2 separate regions of the Mus musculus genome follow, and region 1 is linked to region 2. The links are chromatin loops, found by intact Hi-C in ENCODE. Cell type or tissue: gastrocnemius. All regions are shown on one strand. Each heading gives the region's core, and the rest is flanking DNA. Links, peaks and the distances in the headings are about the cores only.

Evidence for each region. A loop is a pair of places that touch in the nucleus more often than their neighbours do. Peaks named below come from ENCODE experiments on the same cell type or tissue, not always from the same donor. Only the 100,000 strongest peaks of a DNase experiment are listed, where the experiment ranks them.
Region 1: a loop joins it to region 2, with 5 times the contacts of the local background. A loop is called at or near these places in 6 of 42 quality-filtered maps.

What each region holds. Positions count from the first base shown.
Region 1 is chr7:73,324,768-73,340,931 of GRCm38, reverse strand. All of the region lies in intron 1 of A730056A06Rik (RIKEN cDNA A730056A06 gene), which reads left to right. Among named protein-coding and RNA genes, the nearest start is that of 4930429H19Rik, 22 kb to the right of the region's middle. In gastrocnemius, for the core only: no CTCF peak of the experiment used is centred there; DNase peaks (open chromatin) are centred at 6,285, 6,801, 9,051, 13,039 and 1 more place; H3K4me3 peaks cover 761 bases; H3K27ac peaks cover 6,369 bases.
Region 2 is chr7:73,269,340-73,285,503 of GRCm38, reverse strand. No RefSeq gene overlaps it. Among named protein-coding and RNA genes, the nearest start is that of 4930429H19Rik, 33 kb to the left of the region's middle. In gastrocnemius, for the core only: no CTCF peak of the experiment used is centred there; a DNase peak (open chromatin) is centred at 6,731; H3K4me3 peaks cover 995 bases; H3K27ac peaks cover 6,078 bases.

The sequences.
Region 1 (16,164 bases), core at 5,552-13,551, 53 kb before region 2:
ATCAGTTGAAAGAAAGTTCTGGTCCAAAGCCTCAGAATTGACTCTCAGTTGTGTCAGTTGGCTCAGTTTTCTGTCTCCTACCATTTGGAATGGTGATCCTTTGAGAAAGAGAAGAACCGGGAGACAATCACTGTTGCTACAGAGAAGGATGCTCCGATGGACTTGGCTTGGGTTGGGCGTGTCTGCTTGTAGAGATGAAGAGAGATGAAATAGTCTTTAACTCAGTTACATGGAATGGGAACGGGGCTGAGAGCAGGCTGTTCTCCCAAGGAATATCAGGTTCTGGGTGAGTTGAAACTATAAAAGCAAGACAATGAGTCTTGTAACAGGGGAGGGAAAAACTTGGCACGTTGTCAGCTTCAAGTCACACTGTAATTCTGCTCTGTCTCTCTTCACAATGGGCCCCTAATATCGTGAAGAGTATGGTCTACCCAGGCTAGATGGACCTCTGAGTATCTGCTGACTATTAGGGTTCAGAATGGGACCCAGGATTCAGAGAGAGTGCCTGCGCATTTTCTGTGATCAAGACCTGGGCATAATAACAGACATGAGGTTGGCAGATTTGGGGCCATACATCAGAGTCACATGACTGATGATGGGCACTCAGGATGGAGGTGACCACTGAGAAGGGAATCTGAACAGCTCCACCTAGTTTCCACCAGAGTCACATCTTCTATCTGTTTTGCACAAAAGCCTTCCACTTAGAGAAGTAGCTGATTGGACCCAATGCCTCAAATTATCCTCTGGCCCAGGTTGCTGGGAAGTCTGGATCTTAGAAGGTACATGAGACGAAGCATGTCTCATCTCAAGGATGAAGGTCACATCTAGGATATCTACCTGTGTTCTTACATCAGGCCTAGACCCTAAGCTGACTCCTGTAAGAGAGGCTATTTGAGAAAAGAGGTGGTCCAGGAAAGAGACCTGTACTGCCACTCCCCAGAGGCAGGGGGTGTGGGTGGGGTTGTTTGCAGTGCCACCCAGGACCAGACTGGAGGGCAGACTCTCTAAGTGATCTCAAGAGGCTTCAGGGATCTGATGTGAGCCATGATTCCATACCACATGTATGGAGAAGGGTGGGGGTTGAGAGAGACCTCATGCCTCATCGGCATACTCGAAGTGGACACTCATCTAATAAATGATTTATTACCATCCCCTTATTGCATGGTTATGCATCGTTGGCAAGGTGCTCAGGTTTCTGGTTTCTGGGAACAACCTCTCACCCATGCCCCTGTAAGGATACCTAATGATACACACACACACACACACACACACACACACACACACCACACACACACACACACACACACACACACACACCACACATACCACACAGACACACACATACACCACACACACCACACACATACATACACATACCACACATACCATACACACACACACACACCACACCACACATACACACCACACACACCACACACATACATACACAAACCACACATACCACACACACACACCACACACACCACACATACACCACACACACCACACATACCACACACACACAACCACACATACCACACACACCACACACATACACCACACACCACACACACACACACACACACACACACACACACACACCACACACACCACACACACACACCATACACACCACACAAACACACACCACACACACACACACACACAGAATGTGCTGAGGATTGGTTAGGAAGAAGAAAGGAATCTGTAAATGGGGCAGGGGTGGGACAAGAAAGGGTAGTGGGAGTAAATATGATCAAAATACATCAAATACAGGTATGATGATAATGAGACCTGTTTTTGTTTTGTTTTGTTTTGTTTTTTGTTTTTGTTTTTCGAGACAGGGTTTCTCTGTATAACCCTGGCTGTCCTGGAACTCACTCTGTAGACCAGGCTGGCCTTGAACTCAGAAATCTGCCTGCCTCTGCTTCCCAAGTGAGACCTGTTGTTATTGAGTAATTACTGTATGCACATAAAAGCATTAAAAAAGAACTTTCAAGTCATCAAATAGAAAAATAGACTGACACAGTTGAAGAATTCAGTTGGTACTAAGAGATATGCTAAGATAACTTTGTGAAGGATATATTATTTTTGGAACCTCCAGATGATATAGTTGAAATAAAGCAACAGTTCTCATTTTCCCGGATCTGCTGGCTGGGAAGCTGGGACATTAGTTATCCATGGCTGCAGTGCCACTGGGTGCCTGTGAAGCCAGCGTCTCAGTGGGCGTCGCAGTCTTCCACTCTGTTCATAGGCTCAGGTCTGAGAGGCAGTTTGGATTCTGCTGATGTGTACTTTGCTCTCCTGGGCCTTGCCTGGGCACTACAGAACCCCAAGGCTCAAGTTGAGGCTGGCCAGCTTCTTAAGTCTTGGTGGCTTGGGGCAGCTGTTATGCAAGAGAAAGTCCACTTCAGGGACTTTGGGTGATTAGAACACTCTCTCTGGGCCAAGTGCAAACCACACAGGCAAAGTTGGTGGACTACCCGTCTTGTATCTGCCAACAATACAGCAGTGGCTAAAGCAGGTCACATGGTCTGGATCGATCAAAGAGTAGATCCTCTAGTGTTTCTGCTCACTCACACTGCAAAGCATTAGGCTGAGAATAATGTCAACTTTTACAATCTGATGATGGTCTAGGTCACTCATGGAGTGGCTGAAATGGAAACTTAAGGGTTCTTGGGAGAGTCAGCTGCGTTGGATGGGGTTTTGCTGGGGCAAACACGTGGAGGAGTGTTTTCCTGAAGTGGACACAGGTGAGAGACTAAGGCAGACTTAGTGCTGGGATTATAGGCATGCACCTCCATCCCAGCCTCTCTATGTATATTTGAACAGGCACAAGCTCGTTGACTTGCAAGAGACAAACTCTGTCAGGTGAACATATCTGAAATTGGGAGTACATGCCATATACCTACTCTCTAGAGCATTCTTGCTGCGCACCATCGCACACTTTTTCTCCTAAGCAGTATTGCTGACTGGCCGGACACTTATATGGATTAGCAACTCTGATCCCAACTCCCTCATGACCTTGGACCCTACTGTCCCCTCATGATCTTGGACCCTACTGTCCCCTCTCTGCCTTCATGGGCTGCATGCTCAGTACCTCAGGACATCTTCTTCCTTTACAGGTCTTTTCAGGGAGTTTCTCCTTTCCAGATGAGCCCTGAGCACTGGGACTCTAGGATCATCACCCAGGCCAGACTCCTCTGCTGGGCCTGTGGCACCTACCCCAACGGGCACCTCTGTCTCTTGTCATGTTCATTCTTTATGCCAGGTACTGCAGGGGTTGGTGGCATAGCTAGCCATCACAGTGCCTGCTGTGTTAGGTGTGTTGGGCTCTATGCTCCTCTCACAACTGGGGCTCTTTCTTCTCCTCTATCCCATTCTGTCTCACATCAGCCATGTCCAACCTGTGCCTACGTGGTGGCCAGGGCCATGGCCATGCCAGCAATAAATGCCTTGTTCTAGCCTCTGATACTCTTTCCTCCCTGTAGCAGTGCAACCCAAGGGACTGCCTATAGACCAGGGCTCTTACTTAAGATGCCTGCTCTGTGATCTGGGCTGAGGAATTTATCTCAGTTGGGGGAATGCTTGCTTAACTCGTGTGGAGCACTGGAAACTCAGCATGACGACCTGCCTATATTCTCAATGTTTGGGAGTCAGAGACAAGGGCTCTCTGGAGCTCCATGGTTAACAGGACTAGCTATACTGGTGTGCTCTGGATTCCTGTGAGAGAACCTGTCTCTCTAAGAGCAATTGGGGAGTCTCATGTGCATGTGCACACGTGTGCCTAAACACATGCACACTGGCATGCATAATGCATGCACAGTATATAAATACACACAGAAATGCATATTATTGAGGCTACAGTTTCGGATTCTGTCTGGGTTCAGGAATCTGTGTTGTCAATGTCCTCTTCAGGGGACTTGTTGGCTTGTTGTGTTGAGACCTGATGCTGTGCCCTGTGCAACAACGTGAAGAATTTTCATGCCACCCAGCCTGACAAATCTCCTGACATGTTTCTTACCTACCTGCTCCTCTTCCATCTCTCCTGTCAGATCCATATGGTAGTCTATCTGTCTTAACCAGTCCATTCATAGGTGGAAGAAAAGCACTCAAGGAGTCTTCCTTGAACACATTCAGGAGGCTTGTCTTTAGTATTCTCAATATGGCCTGGTATATTCTTTGCCCACAAAGAAATTGAGCGTCAGAAGGGTTAGCAAGCTGTCCTGTTCCCTTGGCTAGGAAAGCTTTGTAGGGAGGAGGAAGACTTGTGGCCGTGCACACTTCCTCCAGCCTCTGGTGCTCAGCTTGGACAGGTTCCTAGGGGTGATGGATTGCAGCGTGCCCTGAAGCTGGGCCTCCGAGAGTCAGAGCTGTGTGCTGCATCTAATGAGTACTCGCTCCTGAGCCAGCTTGGAGACAAAGTCTTTCAGAAAATCTGCAAGGCCAGTGAAGGAAGCTTTTATTTCCCTACGTACATTTTCACCCAGTGGGCTCCTGCGGGAAGACTGGAGCAAAATTTATCTATTGTTTTAAAAGAGTCCTGATTGTGAAGCAGAGAATATTTTTAGCAAATCTGAAAGCCTTGGAGACAAATCTCATTCGTCAGGTCCCTGTTTAAAGCAGGCACTCACTCAGTAAACCATTGTTAGATGCTTCTGGCTGTTGCTCGTTGAGGGAGCTGGATGATAAAGACCTCAGCCAACCTGACCGTAAACTATCATCTTTAAGACTCCATAAAGAGGACCTTGCGCAATGGCTAGGACATCATCTGTGAATGTCAGAGCCATTTCCCTGAAGTTCTTGTGCCTATCAGGAAGCCACACCACACTGTGCTCTCTGCACTGTGCCCTGTTTCTACTTTATGTAAAATGCCAGCTTTTTATTGGAGCTGATCAGTTTTGCAATGGACCAAAGTGCACAGTAGTTGTGTCCTCTTTGATCGCAGTGTGGGGTATTGGGTGTGATTTCAAGAGCTAGGAGGGTAGAGAGAGAACCAGGGTAGGAAACACCATCCAAATGTAGCCAGGGTGGTTTCAGAACTCTCCATACAAATGGTATTAAAAGAGAGAGATATGTATGTACAAGGTTGGGGATTTTTGATTCTGTCATTTAGTCGGAGTTTGTTTGGGTTCCGCTGCTGCTCTAGAGGCAGTGTTGAGAGGCCATTGTCATAGCCTAAGGTGCTCACAGGAGGCCATGACAACAGCATCCTTAGGTCACTAGAGATTATGCAGGAGGTCTGGTAAAATGTGATTTGGATGGTCAGTTTTCAGAAAAATGGACCTGATTCTAGAAGGATGTTGCCAAGAGTGGGGTGTGTAGCCTCTGGGTCCAAGAAAAGGCACAAGGGACTGGGAGCATGGGGGCTTCATTAGGGGTTGTGACACAGGCAAGCCTTTCTTATATTTGTGGAGGAGCCTCCCTGGTAGCCTAACTACTGCCTAAGGCCACTCGTCCATGCAGGGCACTTCCATTAGGTTAAGGAAGTCTGTGTGCAGCAAACACAGAAATGCTGCGCTGCTGGTTAACAGACAGATTCATCTCTCCACAGCTCGTGAAAGCCCATCTGCCTCTTAGCCCATGATTGTGGGGACGGTGTTGCCACCTTATGGAAAAGAACACACGGGGAAGAATTGTGCCATCTTCTCACCGCAGCCTTTGAAATCAGGGGTCACTTGGGCCTCATGGCTTCTCTGGAAGGCCCTGCTTGGGAGTGTTGAAAAACTGGATGCCTGTGGGGATGAAGCTCGGAGGGAGGCTGTACTCGCAGCCACCTGTCCCTAGACCTTGCCTTGGAAGGTGGCCAGCCTTTGACTAAGAACGGCTTGCTGATAGCTTCGGGGCTTGGCTCCAGGCGCTTGTCTCCTGAGTGCTGACAAAGAAAAGATCCCTGGGCTTCTCTTCAGTAAATGCTCGGGTCCTGCCAAGGAGTTGGGATGACCTTAATTGACCTCAGAGAGTACTATTCCCAAGACCACTGGCCTTGGACTTGTCTCTAGTGCTGGGGCACACTGGCTGGCTTCACTGTGATTCTCAGGGATAAAGTTTCTTTTAAAGCCTTTATCCATCCTCCACTGCTCCAGAGCCCCAAGCTTGCCTTTTTAGGACAGAGCATCTGTGATGATCCAGGCGTCTGCTGAGATCATAAGCGCATGTGTTTGAATCTGAGGCAATCTCAGGTCCTCATTATTTATGGATGACACCAGTTACAGACTACTCTTTCTGAGCTAGACTTAGCATCGGATTGGAAAACCCAGGACAGTGCGCGCATCAGAGGTTCTGGGCAGGGCACGGTGACTGCTCCTCAGGAGCCAGCATGGGGCAGGTAGCTGATCGCCTCCTCATATAAAGACGGGTGTGCTATCCTCACTTGGAATAGGACTCCACCCCCCAAAGGTGGCATCTGCGAGCTCCCAGATAAAAGCTTCGCTTTCTTCTGAGCGTTATTAATGTGATTTGTAGCTAACGTGTTTATGGAGTTGGCAGTTGCGAGGATATGCGGTGATGAGTTCAAGCCGCCTTTAGATGAGAAGTCACAGTTGGCTCCTGGCTTTCCATAAATGGCAAGCTTTTCCTTTCCATACGACCCCGACCCCCTAGTAGTCAGTGCGCATCTTAACCTTTCTTCTTATTTATAAAAGTGATACATGCTTGCAGAAAATCAGGATGACAAAATGATCAAGAGTGACAAATACGGCCAGCTTATTGGTACTCCTGCCAGCCTGCTGTCCGACATTTCCCCTGCCACAAGGCAGAGCTGTGAAGGCCGCCTCATCTGCAGACTTCTGAGTTAGGAGAAATCTAGCCAGTTTAATGCGTCAGCTTCAAGGCCAATCAGCACCCACTTTTCTTCCTCGACACAGCCTATGCTCACAGGCCTTGCTGTTCTCTCCTGATGAGAAAGGCAATCCTCCATCCACCAGTACATTAAGAGGGAAGGAATGGCTTGCTTTGCTTTCTTTTTCTCTCTTGGGTAGGGCGGATGCCATGCTTACTTCCGGCTGTCGGTCTGTGTGTCTGGCCTGTAAGGGTGGAAGGCAGTGAGGTGTCTGTCGTCTGCTGTTTCACGTGGCACATGGGTATGAGGATCACAGTGGGAATGGCTGAACTGATAGACACTTGGACCCCCAACTCTGCCTTGAGCTGTCTGCAGTTCTTTCTCTGCCCACCGCCTCTGCCACTCCCACCCCCAGATCACTTACAGTGACAAACTGTGCTTCCTGGATCCCTTAGCAACTGTCATTTGGAGACTGAGTGCCTGTCTGTCAAAGGGCAGAGAGGGCCACATTGAAATGTGGAAGCATGTTTGTTCATGGTCAGGTGAGCAGGAGCTGGAGGGAACACAGGCGTGGCTCTCCTTTCAATTACGTATGCATCTCCTAACTTGGCTTCCCCGGGCTGTTTCTGGCAGGGGCGAATGGAGTAGAAGTAACACTACATTCCTTAGTGAAACGGGACAAGATTCAAACCTGGTTCCGGAATTTTCTAGTTGTGTGATCACAGCTTAACATATGATCTTTTTTAGAGCCCCGTCTATTCTTTTGTAACAAGAAAATAAGAGAGAAGAAAAAGAGGAAAATCCTGTTATGAAGGTTATTTTAGAATTCCAGGTGGCCATGGAAGGAGTTACAGAGACAAAGTTTGGAGCTGTGTCAAAAGGATGGACCATCTAGAGCCTGCCATATCCAGGGTTCCATCCCATAATCAGCTTCCAAACGCTGACAACATTGCATACACTAGCAAGATTTTGCTGTAAGGACCCAGATATAGCTGTCTCTTGTGAGACTATGCCGGGGCCTAGCAAACACAGAAGTGGATGCTCACAGTCAGCTAATGGATGGATCACAGGGCCCCCAATGGAGGAGCTAGAGAAAGTACCCAAGGAGCTAAAGGGATCTGCAACCCTATAAGTAGAACAACATTATGAACTAACCAGTACCCTCAGAGCTCGTGTCTCTAGCTGCATATGTATCAAAAGATGGCCTAGTCGGCCATCACTGGAAAGAGAGGCCCATTGGACTTGCAAACTTTATATGCCCCAGTACAGGGGAATGCCAGGGCCAAAAAGTGGGAGTGGGTGGGTAGGGGAGTGGGTGGGAGGGTATGGGGGACTTTTGGGATAGCATTGGAAATGTAAATGAGGAAAATACCTAATAAAAAATACATATATATAAAAAGAATTCCAGGTGGCCTTGACGATGGAGCAGGCACTTTCCTGGTGCATGGGCAGGTATCTGCGTCTGCTCCATGATATCATTAATATGTGGAGTGCCCTGGGAACAACACATTGCTCGAATGCAGCTTTGACTGTGGGGGTCGAGTGTTCCTTAGACTGGGCACCTGGTTAACAGATTTATATATATTAACTCATATAGGAAGCTGTGTGCAGTGATCTTTTCTATGTATTTCTTTTTTTTCCCCAGAAAAGGAAACAAAAGCACAGAGAGGTTAACACTTTATCCAAAGCCCCCGGCTATCAAGAGTGAGCCTACAGCTTGAAGGTAAATGACTCATCTATAGAGCCAGTGCCTCGGGGCTCTGTCCTAGTGATGTCAGTGGTTACAAGGAGGGGTCAGGGGTAAAAAGGAAGTATTTTTGTCATCTTGAAATTCAGCACCTCCCAGCTCAAGAGCTACAGTATTTCCTGCCTCCGTGTTTCTGAATCTGGATGTGGGCAGCAGGAGAGAGGGAGAACCTTGCTGTGTTCCTTTGAACGCACATATACTTCCTTTTCTCACACCGTGAAACCCCGTGCCAGCCACTATGTCCGGCACCCACCAGGCTCCGTGCGGAGCTGACGCGTGCATGATTTCTCCTGTGACTTCAGCAGATTGTCTTCAAGTCCTAATGTCCCAGGGATACCGGAGTCCCTGATTCTGTTTGCTTGCTTGCTCCTGAGTGTTCCCAGTTACATCCCCGCCCGGCAAGTCATCTGAGATGGATCCCACTGAGCGACCAGCTATGTTCCCCGACAGGGGCTTCCGAGGGGGCAGGCTCCATTTCCCACAGTCCCTCACAGCTTGGCTCTGGCCTGTGGCCTGGCTTCCCCCAGGCAGACCTACCTCATGGGATTTAGAAGGAGCAAGTGGACAGCATGAGGCAGGGCTGTGTTGTCACTACAGCCCTGTGGGAGCTTTGGCTTTGCCTATAACAGTTACAGCAGAGGTTCCCTTGTCACGAGGTAAGGACTCAGAGAGCAGACTTCAGGTCGCTTGCATCAGCAGGGGAAACACTGACCTTCTTGTTAGCTGGCTCCTCCATCATGAGCAGCTTGTTATCTGGGGATTGTTGCTAAAAATCTCAGGCCCAGATTACTCAGCCTGCCTGCCTATCACTTTTGTAACGACTTCATTCCCCACACTGAGTACCTTCTGCAGAAACCAAGGAATGAATTATATCATTGAGCTTGACCCTGCTTGTTGCTGTAGGTCTTCTATTGTTGTAGAAACTTAGTGAGAGTTATGTTGTTTTGTCTTTTCCTTCCTACCTTCCTTCCCTTTCTTTCTTTCTTTCTTTCTTTCTTTCTTTCTTTCTTTCTTTCTTTCTTTCTTTCTTTCTTTCTTTCTTTCTTTCTTTCTTTCTTCCTTCCTTCCTTCCTTCCTTCCTTCCTTCCTTTCCTCCACTCTCTTCCTTCCTTCCTTCCTTCCTTCCGTCCTTTCTTCATTTTAGATCCCAATATCAGTCCCTCCTCTCCTCTTAGTCCCCCTTCACACAAACCCTCCCATCATTGATTCATGATATGTGAGAAGTCTTAGAATTCCTTTCCCAATTAGGACATAGTATGCCCTTCAAACCGGCTCCACGCGATCTGTGAGCTTCTTGCATAGACCGCTCAGCCTGGTAGGTAGAATCGTGCTTCTATAGGAAGTCACCGAGAACCACGTTGTTCCCACTGCTAAGACTTCGTTCCGTGGATCCGTGTTGCTGTCTTTAGCTGTGTTTCTGCCAAGGATTTTTCTTGGCTTGTTCTCGCCTGCAGAGGAACAGCCTGTCCTCAGCTGCTCTGTTCTCCAGGGAGCTCATCAACGCACCCACCTTCCTCCCTGTGTCTCTTAGGGAACCCTGACACTGATCCCTGAAGCCTCCCCCTCCTATCTACTGATGACACCTCTTCAAGTTCCTTTAGGACTGGCCTGGAAGACTTGCTCAGGGCAGGGCCTGAGCCACAGTCTAGATGTCTTTTCCTCCGAGGAATTCCTCTTAACAGGGTGTCCATACACAGTTGTCTATTTATCTGAGTGTCAGCCAGAACGGGGCTGGGAGCATCACTGTGTGCTCCCATCCAGTGACGCTCCTCTTTGGTTCATCCCATGTAAGGTCCATGGCCAACTTCACACTCTTTGCGGAATGAAACATCCATTGGTAACTGAAATAAGCCCCAGCCTCCTTGCTTCTGAGACTCAGATCTCCCCATAGTGTGTGCGTGGCAAGTAGAGTTCTCAGTGCATAGAGTTTTTAGACTCTACGTAGCTCATGACCCTTTTGTAGGATATCAGATTGATGAAGGGTTTGCTCAGCATTGACCATATAGGACCAATACAAGCAAGAATGGTAGGTATTGCCCTGGTCAGCTTTTGCTAGTTGTAGGCTTTGTTCACACCTGTGCTAGTCAGGGACCACTAGAGAACAAAACTTGTAGGGCACATGTACACATATATGCATGTACTTGTGCACATGTTAACTGCAAAGAATTGACGTATTCGATGTTAGGGGCTGGCAAGGCAGGGCTAAAATTCACTGGACAGGGTGACAGGAAGAACAGCAGACACAGGTTGAGATTTCCACCCCTAACTAGACTTTCTTATTCTCCAGGGCTCTCATGACATTTCAAAGCAGTCATTGAATGCGCCTGTGCGTAGCTGGGCTTGAGGTTTAACAATGAGGTGTGAACTGTGATGTGAAGGATGAGACAAGGCTCGCTACCTCCTCGAGCTCTGTTTGGGGGCAGATGCCTTCAGCCTTGCCCTTTCACTCTGTGTCTCATTCCAGGCCGTGTAGGGAGGAAGCGAGCAGGCTGATGGTGCTTATTCTGTTAGAATAGAAGTCGAGGCCCTCCAAGGGTGTGAGTCAGTCCTGCAGAGCGACACTTCACACGTGCAGCTCAGAGAGAGAGTCTCAGAGTGATACCCGTGATTAGCAGGAGGAAGAACCACTTCCTGTGGGCTTAGGGTGAATCCTACATTCCAGAAAGCAAAGTCCCACAGGAAGAAGAGGCAGGTAGTTCCTAGGAATGGAAGAGTCCACGATCTGCACATTATTCTCATTCCAATGCACCAGAACATTAAAAAACCAACGGGAGATGTTCTGGGTATCTCACGCCTGTAGTTTCAGCACTTAAAAGGTAGAGAGGCGAGAAGATCAGAGTTCAGGGTAAACTTTAAACTACATAAAGTTTAAAGACTGCCCGGGATGCATGGCACCCTGTCTCAAAAAGTCCCCAAATAACCAACACACACACACACACACACACACACACACACACACGCACGCACACACACGGACACACACACACAGACACACACACACATGGAAACACACACACACACTCACACAGACACACGGACACATTCACACAGACACATAGATACACAAACACACTCAGACACACACAGAGACACACAGACACATACACACAGATACACATAGACACACATAGACACACAGAGATACAGGCACAGGCACAGTCAGACAGATAGACAGACAGACAGACATACACACACACACACACACACACACACACACACACACACACACACACACCACAACCACACCACACACCAAATCCAGTAAAACCAAGTCCACAAAACAAAAACCCAGTATGTGTAGGAGAGACAGCAGATTCCCTCCTGCAGTTTCTCATCTTGCCCTTTGCAGCCCAGCTGTTTTACAAAGGAACAGCTTACTCATAATTCCCAAGCCGAAGATACTTCTAGTTGGAACATCTGACATCATGGCTAAACAAAGAAGTCATAAATTGTGAATGTATATAAAAAGAAAGTCTCCTAAGTGGGGCTTCTCTAAATTGTATGTGTCTTCCTGAGGGAGCAATCCATTCATCCATAAACATCAGCTGGCCAGGCAACACTGGAGGTGCCGGGGATAGAGCCCTGACAGAGACTAACATAAAGACAGTGTTCAGGTTGTACTGAGGTCTGAATACTTGTGAACTCGCCAAATTCACATGTTAAAACTAATTCCTTAAGTGACAGAATTAGGCACGAGGGAGGTGACTGGGTCATGAGTATAGAGCCAGGAACAAAGGATCGACACCTCTAAAAGAGGCCCCAGAGAGGTTCCTTGCCCCTCCCTACCATCTAGGAACAAGGAAGCCTTCATCGGGCACCCACTCTGCTGGTGCCCTGATCTGCAGCTTCTAAGCCTTCAGAGCCTTAAGTAGGTCATTCCTGTTGTTTTTAAGTCCCTTGGTGGATGGTGTTTTGTTATAGCTGCTCGAACAGACTAGGGCAGTGGTTCTCAACCTTCCCAATGCTAAAAGCCATCTTTTAGTACACAGTTCTTCACATTACGGTGACTTCAACCAGAAAATGATTTCATTGCTACTTCCTGACTGTAATTTTGCTGCTGATATGAATCCTAATGTAAATACCTGATAGGCAACCCCCAGAGGGGTCGTGACCCACAGGTTGAGAACTGCTGGACTATTTCCACAAGAAACAGAGCTGTAGCCCCCCATGGTGAGGGGGAAGGAAGCACATGCAGTGTGCTAGGGAAAGTGACACTGAAGATATAGTGAAGCTGCTGCGCTGTCCTTGCAGAACCATGCTCTACTTGGGGTACACAGCATGTTTAGCGAAAGTCACTGCCCTAAAGACTCAGGCTGCCTATGTGTTTGCCCCAAATGAGCCACTGGATCTGGATGCTTGACTTTGTCCCCATCCTCCCCACCACCCAAAGGCACAATAGCGTGGTAAGATCTGCACAATATCAAGCCAGCCAAATGTAGGGCATAGCTGGGGGCATGCCTCTCGCTGAGGAGCTGTTGAGAATTGGTAGCTACTGAGGAAGGAGAGTCAGTTTTCTTTGGCTGGGACACCGATAGACTGGCCGACTTCCAGTGAGTGGCCCTACACCCATGCTCATGATGGCAGTAGCAAGGAGACTCAATGGGTTTAAAAAAGAGTATACAATGCTGGAGGGACCAGTGAGGGGTGGGGACAGTAAAGGAAGAGTTGGAAGAGGAGATGGGATGGGCTTGATCAAAACGTATTCTATTCATGCATGACATTCTCAAAAACTAGATTTTAAAAAGCCACTCTAATCAAGGAGCTGTCGTTCTTGGGTTGATGGGTTTCCTCAGTTTCCCTCAGCTGAGCTGCTCCTCATCGTTTCTGTGGACTGTTCCTTCGGTTTGCAGCTCTCCACCAGTTCTCTTCTTCTTCATCCCTGCTTTCTTGGCCATTGCATCTGAATACTTATTAGATTTTGTTTCTTGACCCTCCCCTTCGACTGTCCCAAGCTGTCCTATTTATAGCTTGCAGCTGTTGGCAGAGCTGCAGTGTTAGCCTTTGGGGAGACGTCCATAGGCTGGGTTGCCTGTGAGTTGTCTGGGAACACAGGCTGAGGCGAAGGAGACACCCAGGCGAGCTTTTTCTCTCAGAATTTATGATGAAAAGTTGGATTTCTTGAGCCAGGAGTTTACGATGGACAACAGCCCTGTGTTTGTAATTTGCAGAAAGATGGGGACGGCACATTCCACTAAAGCAGGAACTGGCTAAACCCAGCTTTTTGACTCACAAATTAGTCAATAACTCTCTAGCAAAAATTAGAAATTGTGGCTTCAGTTAAAAATTGCTTCTGTTAAAGGAGGAGGAGGGAAGAAGAAGAAGAGGAGGAGGCAGCCAAAAATGGGATATTTGGGGCAAAATTTAAATAACAATTCTAAGAGTTTTGGGTTAAGTATTTTTCTTACAGAGCATGCATCTTAAGTCAGGTCATATAGTGTGCACATGGCTCTAGTAAGACAGATGCTGTGAAGGCGGTTAGTGCAGGGAGAGATGGATGGATACACCAGGCTGACTTTAGGTATAAATCATTCACACTTTACCCACGCGATAAGCGTATAGAATTTCGAAAATGTTGACTTCTAACGGGCTCCCAGGCGATCCGCAAGCTGTACCTTCCAAAGGCTCCTGCCCAAGGCCTGCAGTGGAGCCCGAAGGAGGGCTCGCCTCCTTACCCTGAAAAGCTATGGGGCTCGCCTTTTCTTTTTAACAGTATTGTCCCTGGTTCTATTGATTAACTTTGGATCTTTCTTCTCATGACCGCGGCTACCTTGTGCGTCCTCATCCTAACAGCGCCTGGAACCTTTCTCCTTCCCCACTTCCGTCTTTGGGACTTCGGCCCATCTTCACTTTCCGCTGCGTGGAGGCTCAGATGAAAACATGTGTTTCTGATGCTCTGTGTCTTGGCCTGGGAGGAGCCTGAGGGAAGGCTTTCCTATTCCAAATTTGTCTCAGACTTTAGCACGTCAAAACTCATTGCAGTCAAAGTCAGCAGCGTCCCAAACCTCCAGTTCGCTCATTGCCTGAGAAGCCCAAGGGGCTCCGGAGCAGGCTCCGTTCGTGGGTGGACCAGACAAGACAGTTTGATACAGCTGAAAAAACACGGCGGTAGAAAGAGTCTTGTCAAGCTTGGTCTTTGACTGCAGGGGAAGTGGCACTTTTTGTCACCAGTTAGTTATGTAACAATGCTCTTTCAATATTTAAAAATGTTCTCTCTTTTTGAAGCCTTTTTTTTTTTTTTTAGTTTTTTGAGACAGGGTTTCTCTGTGTAGCCCTGACTGTCCTGGAACTTACTCTGTAGACCAGGCTGGCCTCGTACTCAGAAATCCGCCTGCCTCTGCCTCCCAAGTGCTGGGATTAAAGGCGTGGGCCACCACTGCCCCGCTTGAAGCCTTTTTTAAACAAGAAAAAAGATGCCGTGCCCCCCCCCCCCCCAGAAGCTGATTAGTCATCAGCCCAGAGTCAAAGCTGGTTGAGCATAGATTTCTCTGTCTGCCAGCTACTACTGTCTCCTAGATGGCATGGACTGTGTACTGGGCTTATACTGGTGAATGTTGAGTATGTTGGCATCCATAGAGGGTTGTGGATGACTGAGAGAGGGACCCATCCCTGGGCCAGGGGTGGGGGGGGTGGGGTGAGGTTGTTGATATGCTGCTCATGTCGCCGGGACCAGGTTCTGGGGTGGTAGCTGTGGCTGACAGTGGCCAGACCAGGAGGTGAGGCATCAGGAGAACCGAGTTGGCATTCGAGCCTGACTTTTCAGCACCTCTGTCCTCTCTTTTAAAAAAGACCTAATAGGAGAAGATAGTTTCCAAGAATTCTAGCACAGAGAGTCCCTTAAAGAGCATGTTGGCCATCTCAGTTCTTTTTATAACATTCCTGTTAAGCTGCAGGGCAGGGCGCTACTCATCTGTGCCCTGGAGAGGATATCTGTGTGATGGCGGGTGGGGGTGGGGGTGGGCGATCCTGGCCAGAAAGACAGTCTAGTGACGGTCAGCCTTACCGGATCCACCTCCTCTTCTCATAGAGTAATACTGGAATGCCCTGTCTACACTCCCCAAGTGAAACTGATAGTTTAGACAACCTGCCCACCCATCTACAGACTGGCAGAGCTACACAGTGGTCCTAGCGCTCAGGAAGTGGGAGCAGCATCCGAGCTCAGGAATTTGAGACCAGACCAAACGGAAAAGCAACAGCCTCAAGAATCGCAAAGTGAGGCATGCATGAGAAAACATTTCACATGTAATAATGTCAATAATGAGTAGAAGGATTCTGCACTTCTGAGAAGCAATTTAATATTCACTCAACAATCTCCAAACTCTAACCATACCTGACCCTTTGTAATAGGGACTAAATATGTCTATTTGCACATAGTCATTGGACTATTGACAGTGCAGTATCTGTGGTTATGTGTTTGAACAACTACACTTACAAACAAAGAGGTGCGGAGAGGTATTGAAAGTGTCAGGATTGTCTGGAATGGTGAGAGACTCCTGAAAATGCATTTATTTTATTTTATTTTATTTTAGTTTCTAGAGACAAGGTTTCTCTGTGTAGCCTTGGCTGTCCTGGAATGAGCTTTGTAGACTAGGCTGGCCTGGAACTCAAGATATCCGCCTGCCTCTGCCTCTGCCTCTGC
Region 2 (16,164 bases), core at 3,260-11,259:
AGGCTACACCAAATCCTACAGTGTCTCCAAAGCACGCCGGGGGCCTCTAGGATCCTCATCCCATGGTCTGCAGCCAAACTGAGACCCGAGGTGGAGTTTACTCCATCTCAGTTTGCCTTTGGACACTGTTCACTGGGAAGTCCTGAGAAGGGGCTTGGCATCTGAAACACCAAACAATGCTTTTGTGATGGCTCTCAAGCACTTCAGGTAGAGTGGCGTTTCCCAGGCATGCTCAGTAGAGATATGCTGTGACGAATAGGTGATGACACCCCTCACACTCCATTTTCTGGGTTGAAACAGCTTTGTTAGACACATCCAAAATCCTGTTCTCTGCCCTTATTTTTGTTGGACTAAGAGGCAAACAATGCTGCCTGATCATAGCAGCCTAGAATGATGGTTCCCCTAAGCATCATCAAAGGCTACACGTAAGATGAGTCCTAGCAAACATGGACCTAGGGGCTCTCCCTTCATTATAGACCCTTTTCTGGGACCCCAGAGTGTAAGCTCTCACCCATGACATGTACTTGCAGAGCTGGATGGGGGGGGGATCTGCTGAGCTTTCTGATTTCCAACAGCTAAACTGGGCAGAGCTGTGGTGTGTTCTGAGAAGCAGTTCATAGGTGGGGCAAAGTGAGTCCCAGCTAATAGAACTTAACCCACATAATATCTTGTACAGGTAAAGAGAGAAGAGATGAAAAGGGGGGCTGTGATGGTTTGTATATGCTTGGCCCAGGGAGTGACACTATTAGGAGGTGTGGCGCTGTTGGAGTAGGTGTATTACAGTGGGTGAGGACTTAAGACCCTCACCCTAGGTGCCTGGAAGTCAGTCTTCCACTAGCAGCCTTCAGATGAAGATGTAGAACTCTCAGCTCCTCCTGCACCATGCCTGCCTGGATGCTTCCCTGCCCCTGCCTTGATGATAATGGACTGAACTTCTGAACCTGTAAGCCAGCCCCTGTTGAATGTTGTCCTTTATAAGACTTGCCTTGGTCATGATGCCTGTTCAGAGTAGTAAAACCCTAAGTGAGACAGGAGCCTTGGAAAACCTGGGTCCCGGGGCTGTTGTTTAAAGCATCAGCCATCGGACACTGGACAGGCTGCTGTGGTCTCACCTGGCTCACCCGTCTTTTTACTTTTCTATTGCTATGATGAAATACCCTGACAAAAACAGCCAAAGGAAGGAAGGGTTAACTTTGGCTCACAATTCAAGGTATAGCCTTGATGGCAGGACCTTGAGGCACCCAACCAGAAAGCAGAGAGTGATGAATATCTGTATTCGGCATAACTTTACCTTTTTAATTACTGTTCAGGATCCCAGCCCAGAGAATGAGACTGTACACCATGTGTGCGGGTCTACCTATCTTAATGAACCCAATCCAAAAAATCTCCCACAGGCAGGCTCACAGGATAACCTAACCTAGACAATTCCCTCATGGGCATGCCCAGAAGTTAACCTATCCTCGAAAATCCCTCCCAGATATCCTTCTAGATCTCATCAAAATGACCATTTAGATTAACCATCATATCAGCCAAAGGACAGGCTCAAAGGATGGCTTGGGTGTAAGATGTTCCCCACAGGTCTATTTGTTTGAAAAATGTGGTCCCCAGTTCAGGGTGTGGTTGGGGGCAGTGGGACCTAGCTGGAGTAAATGGGTCACTGTAGGCTGACCTTGAGGTCTATAGCCATCCCTGCTTCCTGTTCTCTCTCTGCTTCTTATTCCACTGACATGAGATGATTTGAGGAGTCTTGGTCTGTGTTTTCTTTTGCCACAGAGCTACTAGCCGCCATGCCTTTCCAGATTCAGTGGACTGGATCCCTTCAAACCTTGAGCCAAAATAAATCCTTCCTCTCTTCAGTTGCTTCTTGTCAGGTATTTGGTTGTAGAGTTGACCAGTGTAACCAGCATACAAGTTATCCATATGTGTATAACTATAGCTTACAGTGCTGTTGCCAGCCTGAAGTGTCTAAGCACACACTGAGTTATCGTGGCTACAAAGGGTTGGTTTTTGTAGGTGGCACATCCTGTTTTGACCCTTCCAATACAGAGCATCATACATGTATGTGGTCCAACTCCGTAAGCACACACTGGCTCAAGGACATTCTGAGTTAATGTAGAACCAAGATCACAAAGCTGCTTATTTATTTTTAAACATCTCCCATTTTAATGTTTTCTTTGTTTTTAAGTCTGAATCTCATCATACAGTTCAGACTGGCCTCAAATCTATGGTCTTCCTTCATCTCGTGAGTGCTAGGACTATGGAGGTGTACCACGAGGCCCAGTGGCCATTGAATGAGTAACCAGGAACAAGTGAAATTAATTTTAATAACATAGTTTTCATTTATCATCAATATGTTAGCTGTTATCCTTACAACATGCCCTCAATGTAAGATTTAATAAAGAAATGTTTACTCTCTTGGCATTACCTCTGTGATGCCCACTCTCTGGTCTATAAATACCATCTCAGTTCAGAGATGGGATTTTGCTAGATAGACTAGATCTGAACTGAGAAATTATGAAATTTACCACTGAAATTGGGCCTGGTGACAAAAGCCCATGTCAACTCCTCTGGAGACAGAGTCAGGAAGATTATAATTGCCAGCCCCAACTACGCAGTAAGTTCAAAGCCAGCCTGGGCAATCTAGATGTCTATGTTTTGTTTTTCTTTCTTCAAACATACCTAAACATTTCCTAATAGTTAAATTACATCTTAAATTTAAGTTAACTACCATAAGATAAAGATGATATGCCAGGTGATGGTGGCGCATGTCTTTAGTCCCAGCACTCAGGAGGCAGAGGCAGGTAGATCTCTGAGTTCAAGGCTAGCCTGGTCTACAGAGTGAGTTCCAAGACAGCCAGGGCTACACAGAGAAACCCTGTCTCAAACAAAACAGAACAAAAATTCAGTACCTTACAGGCACTGGCCATGTTTCCAGTGCTCACTTGATAAACTCAAATGTCACAGACAAGGAGGGACTGGCTTGCAATATGAACTTGCTGCAGAGGTTCCAACCCATTTTCTAGGCAGATATTGAGGTGCAGGTTAGAGCTGTAGGCTCCACATTTGGGAATATATTAAAAGTATTAATATCCGAGCTGTCTAAGACGAACAGAATTGAATGTGAGGGGGTGCACTCTAAGTACGTGTGTTAGTCAGGATTCTCTAGACCCGCAGTTTTCAATCTGTGGGTCAAGACTCCCTTGGGGTTGAGTGACCCTTTCACATGGGTTGCATATAAGATTATGTATATCAGATATTTACATTATAATTCATAACAGTAGCAAATTTAGTTTTGAAGTAGCAGTGAAAATAATGCTTATTCTGTGAGTCACCACAACGTGAGGAACTGTACTAAAGGGTGCTAGCATCAAGAAGGCTGAGAAACACTGCCCTAGAGCAACATAAGTGACAGAAGGACTATATTACAGAGGGGAGTCACTGGATTGGCTCATATGACACAGTCTGGGTCCTCTAACAATGGTTACCTGGATACCGAAGAGGCTGAGAACCCTGCAGCTGCTCAGTCTGTGATGTTGGATGCTGCAGCCATCCCAATCTGGAAAGGAGGGGTCTAGGAGCTTCTGGAGAGCTGCTGGTATTCATATTGGGAAAGCTAAAGAAGCTGGATTCTGATGACAGTGAAGAATGGGGGTGGTGGCAGCAGCAGCAGCAGTAGTGTAGATGCACGCATCAACAAGGACTAAAGAACGGTGGAAAAAAAAAAAAAAAGAACGGTGGGCAAGCCCACTTTCCTCTCAGACCTATTTATGTCTTGGGAGCTAGCCACACTGGGAAGGGTCTTCCCCTGCAGCTAACTTTTCTAGAAAGTACCCTCACAGACTAGCCTAGACCGGTTTCTCTCAGTTGATCTCAGATCCAATCAAGCTGACAACTAAGATTAATAATCATGGCATGAATATTTAAAAAAAATTAGAAATGATCCTAATTCATTGAAAGTGACTTTAGGGTTAGCTCCTAGCGAAATAATAATCTCCATGAGCTAAGCAAAACCATGGAAGCACAGGAAGGGCCAATTGTGGTAAAAGTATCGTGCATCTTAAAGAATAAAGCCCCGTCTCAGAGCTAGAAACTTTTAAAAATGTAGATTTCACATCTAATCCAAGCATCCCTTATTTAAAAATCTGAAATCCGAATCGTGCCAACATTTAGAAAAGTTTTATGCTACCAGTGGAAAATTTCATACCTTGAAACTTTGTTTAAAGCACAAAATTATTTAAAATGTATAAAATGATCTTCAGCCTACATGTATAAGGTGTACATGAAAGACATAACTTATGTTTGAAATTATAAATTGTGTTTAGACTTGAGTCCCAGTCTCAAGATATCTCATTATGCATATGCAAATATTCCAATGCCAAAACCAAAAATCAAAATCGCTGAACACGTTTGGTTCTATAAAATTCAGATAAGAGATACTCAGTCTGAATTGAAAAGTATAGTGTGTGTGTGTGTGTGTGTGTGTGTGTGTGTGTGTGTGCTGTGCATGTGTGTGTGTGTATGTATGTGTATGTGTGTGGTATGTGTGTGTGTGATGTGTGTGGTGTGTGTGTGTGTGGTGTGTGCTTGTGTATGTGTGTGTGTGAGAGTGTGCATGTGTGTGTGTATATGTGTGTATGTATGTGGTATGTGTGTGTGTGATATGAGTGGTGTGTGTGTATGTGTGTGTGTGGTGTGTGTGGTGTGTGTGCTTGTGTATGTGTGTGTGAGAGAGTGTGCATGTGTGTGTGTGTGTGTGGTGTGACGGTCAGAGGGCAGTGTTGGGTATTTTCCATCATCATCCCTCATCTTGTTTTTTGAGACAGCGTCTCTCACTGTATCAGGAACTCTCTGATTGGCTCGACTGGCCTGTCAGTGAGTAAGCCCTGGGATCCTCCTGTCTTTGCCTCTCCGGGTTGAAAATCCAGGTGTGCACCACTGTGCCTGGCTTTCTATGTGGGTCCCAGGGGCTCTGATCAGGCTTCATGCTTGTGTAGCTGCCACTGGGCCACGTCCCCAGCGTGCATTATTGTTCCTACCAAATACAAGATCTGCACCAGTGTCTCCTTAGCTGCCTTACTGTATAAATAAAAAGCATTTAATCTTCGTCCACACTGAGTGTCTCTTCCTGTGAAATTCTGTTGGCCAACTCATCTTAAGATGTTCGGAGATGGTTTTAGTACTGTCTTAATGTTTTTGCCTATACTTATTTGTGAACCCTGTGATCCTAGCAAGATCATGCATGTCAAAATTTCAGCACCGAACTTCTTGCCAACACATATCGACAATACAGTTCATCAGCCTAATTGGTTTGAGCAACATGCCTGATCCCAGTGCACTTACATCATTCTCACTGAGCTAATTTGGGTGAATTCCATGAAGATATTTTGGTTCCATATCTGAGTTTGCCAACTGGCTGTTTATGTACCTGTCCTAGTTTTCAGCATGTAGGCATTTGCATTACTTTATTAGTTTGCTGTTTTTATTTTCAGAAACCTGGCAAAGCTTCATCAATACAAAAAAAATTAATGGCACATCTACAGGGTTTTAGACTATGCAAAGTTTGATTGCAATTAGGATTTAAACTTTTTTCTTTTTTCTTCTTTCTTTCTTTTTTCTCTTCTCTTCTCTTCTCTTCTCTTCTCTTCTCTTCTCTTCTCTTCTCTTCTCTTCTCTTCTCTTCTCTTCTCTTCTCTTCTCTTCTCCTCTCCTCTTCTCTCCTCTCTTCTCCTTCCTTCCTTCCTTCCTTCCTTCCTTCCTTCCTTCCTTCCTTCCTTTCTCTCTCTCTCTCTCTCTCTCTCTCTCTTTCTTTTGCCACTTCCAGTTGTTGCAGTCACTGTGTCAAAACTCATCTTTACTTAGGCTCAGTAGCAAAGAAAGTCATGATTGATTAGTCATGTCTGCCATAGATATGGGAGGAGGGAGTGGGGTCCTGTTGGCCAAATAGTTGCTGTTGGTGCTAGGAGTTGGTGATATAAAGATAACTATCAGTCATTTCAACAGGGGAAACAGAATTTTAAAAAATGGAAATCATGTGATAAGTTCTATGACACTGGTTTATAGAAAGTTCCATAGTCATGCAGAGGAAAAAGCAAAATTTATAAAGCCTGGGGGTGGGGATGGGGGTGGGGGAGTAGTTTGGGGAAGGGGAGGCAGGAGAATACAAAACAAGTGACATAAAAGTAATGTTGCTTTGCAGAGCATTTGTACTCTTCTTCTGGGTGCCTCAGGTGCTCTTGAGGAGTAAGGCATGGGCAACAGGGAGAGAAGGTGGTCCAGCCAGCATCTACAGCAGTGCTTCTCAGCCTTCCTAAGGACGCAGCCCTTTAATACAGTTCTTCATGCTGTGCTGACCCCAACCATAGAATTATTTTCATTGCTACTTCATAATTGCAATTTTGCTAGTTATGAATTGTAATGTAAATGTCTGTGTTTTCTGATAGTGTTAGGCGACCCTTGTGAAAGGGGTCATTTGGCTCCCAAAGGGGTCATGACCCACAGGTTGAAAGATACTGCTCTACAAGGACAGCTTAGGGTCTGTAGGTGCAGCCAACTGGCCTCTCCGAGTGTCAGTGTGACCACAAAACCAGAGACTTGTTTTTCAAATTGGAAAACTGCTATCCTTGGTGCCAAGCGCTCGTCCTGCCCTTTTGAAAAAGAGGAGCCAGTCAGCCAGGTCTAAAAATACTCAGGACTGACAAGAAGCTATGGGCAGAGAGGACCCGGAGCCTGGCTTGGGAAGGATGGGAGGAGGCTGGCACAGTGTATCAGTGGAGGGAGGCTGGCACAGCGTGTCAGTGGGCTCACATGAGAGCGCAGAGCACAGGGTTCACATTGTCATTTGTTACAGTTGAAAAATGAAAAATAGAAAATACTTTGTAATATGAAAGATGATACCTCTGAGACAGTATTTTTGACGTGGTGAAAATTGTTTTTTGAGGCAACGTTTTAGGTCGCCCAGGCTTGCTTTGCTCTCAGCCAAGTAGCTGCGGATGATCTTAAACTTCTGTTCTTCCTGCTTCCTCCGCCATGGTGCTGGGATTTCAAGGATGCACTCCCATATCCTACTTATGTAGTACTGGGGATAGAACCCAGGGCTTCATGTATTCTGGGTAGGCACCCTTCCAATTTAATTGTACATTTCATCCCATAATGTATTCTATACTACTGTATGCATCTAATGCTCAGCCTCTCCCAGTATACCCTAGGGTGTGTATATTTACCTTGCCATTTATGAAGGAGCTTGAATTTTAAAGATGAGGAATCTGGGTCTAGTCTGTCTGAGGCAGAGGCTAGTCATGTAGAATGGTTTTCAGACAAACTTTGATCTCTCCTCTCTGATGGCTAGTTTGCTTGGTATTGTTTCCAGGGGAGGGGGCGTCTTGATTGCTGGGCCTCTTAGGAAAACCTCTTGGTGGGTGAGTTTGGGTTTGAAATGTGCTCCTTAAGCTCAGCTAAGCATAAAGATACCTGCTTCTCTTGCATAGGGAAAGTGGGCCCTGCTGTTGGCCAGGAAGAAAGAGACATCTATTGGTCACATTGGTCACAGAGGGTAGTGTTACCCAGGGATCACTGGCATGTCTGTCAGGGATGGGTGCTTTCTATCTGAAGACCATGTCAACCTGCTTTGTCTGCTTTGTTTTGTTTCTAGTGACAGGCTTTCTCTGTACAGCCCTGGCTGTCCTGGAACTTAATTTATAGATCAGTCTGGCCTCGAACTCAAGAGATCAGCCTGCCTCTGCTTCCTGAGTGCTGGGATCAAAGGTGGGCACAGCTGCCACCACCACCGCCACCACCACCTGACAATACATTTTGTCTTTTTCTTGGATGTCTCATTTGCTCTTCCCACACTGAGCTCCAAGACTCCCGGGAGACTGAAAGACTTTAGGAATATACTTAATGAGGTTCATTATATCCTCCTGACATGGTTACTGTGTGCACCCTCATTTCTGTCCCGAATTTTAACTTCAGAGCATGTTAGACGCAGACAATGAAGGATGGTGGGTCCTTGGCGACATCTTGAAGGATTGCCTATGCTTTCCAATACAAATTACATTTCTTTGGTTGTGATGTTCTTTTCTGACAGCTTTCCTATTTTATGCTTTTCCCCTCCTGAGACACTTCAAGTTTTATGTGGGAGAACCTTGGGGCATATTAATAAGTAAGTAGCATCAAGAACATACTAAAAAAATGATGATAGTTCCTTAGTCTAAGACTAAAATAAACCCAAAAACCAAAACAAAACCAGCCAGCAACCATCATACAGCTCTTCTCCTGCATGTGTGTGTGTGTGTGTGTGTGTGTGTGTGTGTGTGTGTGTGTGTGTGTGTATGTGTGTGTGTGTGTGTGTGTATGTGTGTGTATGTGCATGCATATACGATATGTCACCAAAGCTGGTTTCAGCAGATCAAAATCTCTGGGCAAATCCCCTTTAAATATCTCCATGTACATAAGAGCTGAGGAGCTGATACAAACAAGATGGAACAGTTGAAGTGAGATGGCTTAGGACATTTTTTGGACCATGAGAATGATTCCTGTAGGTTCATATATTCGAACACTTAGGAAGTGGCACTATTTGAAAGGATTAGGAGGTGTGGCCTTTTTGGAGTAATTGTGGCCTTGTTAGAGGAAGTGTGTCACTGGGGGTGGGCTTTAAGATTTTGAAGTCTAAAGTTAGGCCCAGTGTCTCTCTCTTTCTGTTGCCTGCGGATCCAGATATAGAACTCTCAGCTATTTCTCCAGTACTATGTCTGCCTGGATGCCGCCAGGTTTCCCACCATGATGATAATGGACTAAACCTCTCAAACTGTAAGCTGGCCCCATTTAAATGCTTTCCTTAATATGAGTTGTTGTGGTCATGGTGTCTCTTCACAGCAATTGAACATTGACTAAAACAGACCACCTCCTGCCCTGTTATCTTACTGTCCTGGTCAGATTGGTGAATCTGGCTTCAGTTATTTGGTGTACACTGTATTATGAGAATAACTTTTATCTACAAAATACTGACTTTAGCCCAAAGTAATATACACTGGTTATCATCCAGTTGCCCAAGTGAATTCTTCAAGAGACCCTTCTGTCACTGGGGGGTCCCACAGTCCCTAAACAACTGGGGCTGTGGTCAGAGAGACTGGAGGTGGGAGAGGGGGCTCGGAGATCCTAGGTCTGGATACAAAAGCTACATTTTGCCCTAAGTTTCTCCAGCTGAGGATTCCTCCTTCCAGAAGCACTTGCTTCAGCTGCTTGGCTACTTAGCGCCTCAAATCTCCACAAGCTCATGGCTCAGGGGTGGGTGCTGGGTGCATGACTCAGCAGAAAAGAAGACCGCCAAGGTCAGTCTGTTCTCGAAAGAAAGAGAGCAGCGAAGAGCAGAGCCCAAAAGTGAGTTCTCCAAAGTGTTGGCTAAATGAGAGGGAAAGAATGCAGACATCTTTCATAACCCTGGGATGTGTCAGCAGCTGTAAAATAAATACCGAGTCAGAGTTACTTCTGCTGTTTCTCTCCTGAGAAGGGGCAAACTTCCCAAATAAAAATAATTTAATCTCAAACAGTTCATGCACCAGCAGCGATCTCTCCTGCAGGGACAGAACCCCCGGAGGGGGGGGGGGTGCGGGGCACAGGTCAGTCCAGGACAGCAGGGTGACTAACAGATAAGCCTTTCGGAATGGTTGGAAATATCCACCAAGTAGCAGCCCTGTCACTCAGCGTGTCTGCTCTTTTGGCATCTTCAAGTGATTTTATCTACTGAGAAAATGTGTTTTCCCATGGAGAGACACGAAGTCAATGGGGTAGCGATGGGGCATGGTGTTCGTGACCTTGGTATTTCCCACCACACCCCTGGCTTTAGTGCTTCAGTTTTTCTTTTCCTACAATGCTTTATGCGCTCTCTCTCTCTCTCTCTCTCTCTCTCTCTCTCTCTCTCTCTCTTTCCTTCTCTGCTTTTGTATGTTTGAAGTGTACGAGTATGTATATGTTTGTGTGTGTGTGTCTGTGTGTATGTATATATGTATGTGTGCTCGAACACACATGTGCACATTTTGCGCACGTGTATATGGAGGCCAGAAGCAGATGTGGGTGTCTTCCTTTTATCATTATTTACCTTATCTCTTAAGACAGGCTCTCTTTTTGAACATGAAGCTCACATATTCAGCAAGACTAGCAGGTCAGTGAGCTTTAGGAAGCCCCCAGTCCCTGCCTCACCAATGCTAGGATTGTAGGTCTATGCTAGCACATCTGGCTTTTTACCTGGGTGCTAGGGAATCCAAACTCAGGTCCATACAACCACTTTACTGACTGAGTCATCTCTTCAGCCCCCTTATTCTTGAATTTTTATCCCCTTCTTACTTCTGTCTTAAAACACCTTTAAAATCAGATTTAAACCTCCTAGAGAAAAAGCTTGTTTATATTTAGCAGCTTGTTCCTTCCTATGTGTGAGACAAAAGATAAAATGTCCAAAAAAGGCTTTCTGGATTTCAAGTAGCTGTTTGTCCACAGTGTGCGAATGCGTTAAGCATGAAAGAATAAGACAGATACAGATTAAATTTCGTTAATATCTCACATGTGATTTTAAAGTGTTGGGCAAATATGTCTGGGATCAAATCTGAGTTGGGGTTTAAGAGAAAATTCAGGATGTTGAGTAAAGGAAGAATAGTCCAGCGAAGTTCATCTAGTCATCTTTCACCAGGGCCTGTGGGATCAGAACTCCCTCCTGGGAGGACCAAAACCAGTCACTGTTGAAGTGGAATCCACGGGGCCAGAGAGATGGCTCAGCTGGTAAGACTACTGGCTTCTCTCCCAGAGGACCTGGGTTCCATTCCAGCACCAACATTATGGCTCACAACTATCTGTAACTCCAGCCCCCGTGGGATTGGATGCCCTCCTCTGTCCTCCAAGAATATCAGGTATGCTTGAGGCACACAGCTAAGACATGCAGGCAAAACATCCATTTATGTGAAAAAAAATTAAAAAGAAATGGTTAGGCACACAGGCTAGGAGGACTCAGGCACAATGCTCTCCACAGCAGTGCTTTCCACAGCAAACAACAGTTCTTCCCAAACACTACGTGGATGAGGCAGCCAGTCCCTGGGAACATTCTGGTCACATTAAGAGAGTAAACTTTCAGCAGACTTTGAGTTAGCCTTCTGTCCACAAATAGTGGAAGATAAGACCTAGTCCCTACTGAACATTCTCATAGAATTCTTCTGGTAGTCCACACCATTGACATGGAACCCATGATTTTGTGGAAGTCCCCTCTTATGTTTTGTCCCTTCCTGCTTCACCTCTGTTAATCAATCATGTCTGCTAGTAGAGCCTGGTTGACTAGACCTACCATACCAATGGCTCTTGGAATTACCTTGGCTCCTATCTCCCACTTCAGGGCACATCATCTGACTAGCTTCCTGGAACTCCACCCCCAACCTTGCTTGCTCTAAAATTTTCCATGTGGGACATGGCACCAACTTCCTGGAGTCCTTTCCAGCTCCCTGCATCATCTTTTGTTTTTTCAGGGTTCGTTAAATTGTGTGTGAATTCCTAACATGATATGTGCAGATGGCTACAATCCAGCTTCTTCCTGCTTTCATATCTTTTGAATCATATCTTTCATATCTTCATATCCCATCTTCTCATCCACGTCCCTCAATAGTCACCAGCTCCTCGACTCAAGGAACTACTTGCCCACTCAAGCTGGAATATCTTGGGGGAAGTTAAAAAGAGCTGTTCTGTACTTCTGTTTCTGCATTTATAAAGTACGGGTGAAGGGTGATGTTTGGAGGAAGTGTAAATAGGACTCCACCGAAAGTGATGATGCATGGGCTAGGCTTTCTTATAGAGCTAGCTGTGCAGTGCTTGTTGGTCTCGAGTCTTTGCTGATCTTTGCTTCACTGAGAAAGGCACAGCAGAGAACTTCTGGTGTCTCTCCTGGTTCTTGCTGCTGCCTCCTGCTGATTCGGCTGAGGCCTGGCCATTCCTGCTAGGTTGTGCCACTGCTGCTGCTATCCTGACACTACTGAACTGGACTGTTGGTATATCCGTGAAGTGCTTACGAGCGGATCAATCTGCCTCTGCTGCCCTGTCAACTGAACAACAGATTTCCTAACAACACAGATGGGATCTACTCCAAAGAACCATTTCTAAACAGGTCCATTTTCCCTGTATACTTTCTTTTCCACTATCCCTAGTGGGTGGCAGCCTAGAAGGGAGGTTAAAGCATTTAAGAACTATCATTAGAAATAGGTTTTGAAAAAAAATAAAGTTACACACCTCCTAATAGTGGCACTCCTCAAGTGCCTATGGCAGTCATTTTCATTCTAACCACCATATGAAAGTCCTATGGGCTGAACAGTTGTGAAAATAACATCTCCTGCAAGCCCAGGCATTTTAATAAGCCATGGCTAACATAAATGATGGAATCCTTCAGCCATGTCAAATATGAAATGCTGCCACAGCTGGCCCAGTGTGGGAGAAATCGCCTGCTCCCTGGGATACTACCCTGTGTCCAGACATAACTGTGTGAGACCTAAACATGGAACTAATTCCTGGGGGAGTGGCCTTTGCCAGTGTAGCTAGTTTATCCATGGCCATGTGAGTTGGAGAGAGAAGGGAGATGTATGTCTAGGGCACAGGGATACTTCAGAGAACTTGGAGCCTAAAACTGTCTTTGGGGATCATGCTGTTGCCCAGGATTCTCTGTCATGCAAGAGATATCCCCCAAAGCAAAACAAACATCCCCAAGATCCCTATTGTCATTCTTGCATGTTATATAAAGTCAATTTTAAGAAATTTTAAGCATATTTTACTATTTAGTAAACAATGCATGATATTTACTTTCCATCCATTATATACCCACAGCACAATTTTTAACAAGTATATTTACAAAATAGAGGCATAGTTTTCCCTATTGTTTGAGAAACACAAAGATGGAATTTCCATATTAGCATAAACAAGGGACAGGTCTCTCCTATGTGAGCAAGTGTTCAGAATCTCCACATTTGCACTAGAGAATCAGCTGGATGAGAGCTGGAGTTTGGAAGAACATTGCTAAGTGCTGACAAATGAGATTTAGGCCATGGGGCATTTGTTTCTCCGAGGTATGGCCCTGGAACGGGGGGGCAGCTCCCTTGCTTTCAGTGGAAGTTGCAATGAGGATGTAAGCTCTCACGTTTTCCCACACTTATCATTGGATTCTGAAATAGTGGAGATGGTTTAAATGCAACTAAGATATTTTGACCAGAAAAACAAAATTTAGAGATTAGGCTCAGAAAACTTACAAGCGAACTGGTAATCTTCATTTTTAGGCTGCTTGCGGGCATAAAATATTGTCTAGCTTAGACCATGAACCTAGTGCCAGGTTGTAAGGAAGCCCCCATAGGTGGAGAGGAGCTAGTTCTTGGCGTAGTGGTCCCTGAGGAACGGAGTCCTGTGAAGGGACCTAGAGTTAATACCCACCCTCAGACTACACCTTTATTGCAGCCTGACAGTCAAACTGCGTCCAAACTCTTAACCCACTACAATAATGGAGGAGAACCATCACTGCCTTAATCCACTAAAACCTGGGGAATGTGTTGCTGCAAATAAATTAATATACCCTACTATTGCATAGTGAAGCTCCAGTCAGTGTCTCTGTTCCTTATGATCTGGTCCTCAGTCAGTGGGTATGCATGCGCTATATAGAAAAATCACATTACACCCTAGCAAAACCATTCAAAACCCTGCTGGCTAGCCTAAGCACATCAGCAGCAAATCCCTAAATGTGCTCATCTCTGCACATGCGGCACGCAAGGAAGCAATTAAGCTGCCCTGTGTGCTTCAAAGATAAAATCTGGTCTTTAATAGATGCCACCAGGTCAATCCGGGTTCCATATTGAGGTTTTCTCTCCGCCACAACAGCAATAGCTACGACAGATGCCAACATTTCAAGGGCAAAAAGTGTCACTGCTAGTTTCTTGTGAACCCAGGTAACACTGGAAGGGATGAGACTGCGTTCAGCTAGCCTCCAGGAAAGGAGAGTGCAGGATCTTTGGGAGGTGTTGATGCATGGGAAAGGTTTGGAAGTGGCAAATTGCCCTTCTGGTCATATTTAATTGGCTGGACTTCAGTCACATGGCCATAGCACCTTGCAAAGGATGCTGAGAAATGTAGTCTTGTCAAGGAGGAAGAGCCGGATTTTTGTCAACAGAATACTTACTGTTAGCCATTGGGCTCACACTTTAGTTCTATTATGTGAAATTGAATTGAGCATTTACAATGCAGGGGTCTTTCTGCTAAGCAGCACAGGTCAAACAAGCTGGGGGAAAAAAAAAAACCTCTGCCTCATGTGGAGACATCAGACATTGTATGTCCAGCAGGCAGAGCCTGAGTGTATGTGTAAAGATGGTTTGGAAGTGAAATCTGAGGCTGTCAGCCACTGTCCCTCTGAGGAAAACAGCAGCTGTTACAGACTGTTCCACTCCTGGGTAGGACAGGACATGATAATTCTGCGGAAGTTTTATCCCCAAAGCCTGGGGCCCACAAAACCGCTTATTTTTAAGGAGATCTTTGTCAGAAATCATGAACATGACGAACCTCTCCATCCCCTGGTGAAGGTCTGTGACTTGGAATTTCCAGGTGGCTGGTGTGGGGACCCATTAAGTTAGTGTTCCAAACCCCCAGCGGTCCCTGCTTAACAGGAATGGCAATCCTCAAAGGTGTTTGCAGTGTTTTTGGCATGAGTTAGGAAGCCAGGGTGTAACTGGAACAAGATGTTCAGAAAAACGACTTGACACTATAATCAAGTCAAAACAGAGTAAATAAAGTCAGAAGGATGTGTAACCCATGGCCCACAGAGTCCTTCTTGTCGCACACCTTGGTAATCGCGTAATGATGTGTGCCTGTGTGAGAATGATGACTGCAGCACTTTCTGTCAGAGGAAGGACCTGGAACCATCACAAATGCTCATCAGCAGTAGGCTAACCTATGGTCCTGCTACCCAATGGAATATTATACAGCACTGAGCAGGTATAAATGATAGCCTAGGCTTTAATGATTGACTCGTTAGGGAAAGCCATAGTCATATAGGAATGCATAAAGATGAGTGAGTTTTTACAGAGTGCAAAAGTGCACAATACATAACTGTATTTTGTGTGTGTGTGTGTGTGAGAGAGAGAGAGAGAGAGAGAGAGAGAGAGAGAGAGAGAGAGACTGTGTTTCCCTGGGCAAAGCAGTTCTTGTGTTTTGTCTCATCCTATGCTCACGGCTGGCCTGTAAGCTCACACATTTGGGCTCCTTTTACAGACAAGTAGAGGCTCAGGGAGGCCAAGGAGTCACGTAAGGCCACTCTCAGAAGAATGGCAACTGTGATCAACAACCTATGAATACCTAGGTACAGGAGTCCAGGAAATCTGTCCGGGAATGTGACTTCATCTAAACTGTTGTCCCTGAAATATCCCCATTTCAGCCTGACAATACTCCATTTTACTTTCGTTTTAGAATTTTTGCTCTAGGCTCCACTAGGTGGAGGGTATGTAAAATCATGCAGGGCCTTCCATGTTCTACTTGCTGAGGAGGCCTGCTCCCATGAGCAGGTGGCTTGGTGCTTGCAGATGTGGTCAGCTTTGCAAATGTGGCAAGCATTAGCCTGTGGGCAGGACATGCTATTACACAGTCCTAATGAAATTTGGATCTAAAGCACAGGAATAAGCCATCCAAGGCAGTGAGGTTCCTGGCATTTTGTTGGCAGGATGGGCCCGGAAGACAGAAAAATTTCTATCATCATGATGGATTGGGCTATTTTCATCTTGTACAAAGTTAGCTGCAGTTGAAAGGTTGGGCAAGATAGCTCTTGAGTAAATGAAAATTGTATATGACGAGCTCATAAATTACGTAGTGCAGCAGCAGAAAAATCAGGGAGGACTCTTATTACTGTTGTCCCCAAACCAGTTTAGCTTAGAGCAAGAGCCCTGCTTTCCCTGGCTTGTAGGCATCTATACTGCACTGTTGTTTTTTTTTTTTTCCAATGGAGGAAGACAGTGGCTGGAGGTTGAGTTTTGGAACTCGGCATTGACAGCTTTGGTTTAGTGTAATTTCTGTTCTTAATGTTGTGTGCATACATGCTTGTGCGTCTGTTTATGTGCATGTATTCACATGTGCAGAGGGGTCTGAGATCAGAAGCCATCCACCTCACTGGCCTAGAGC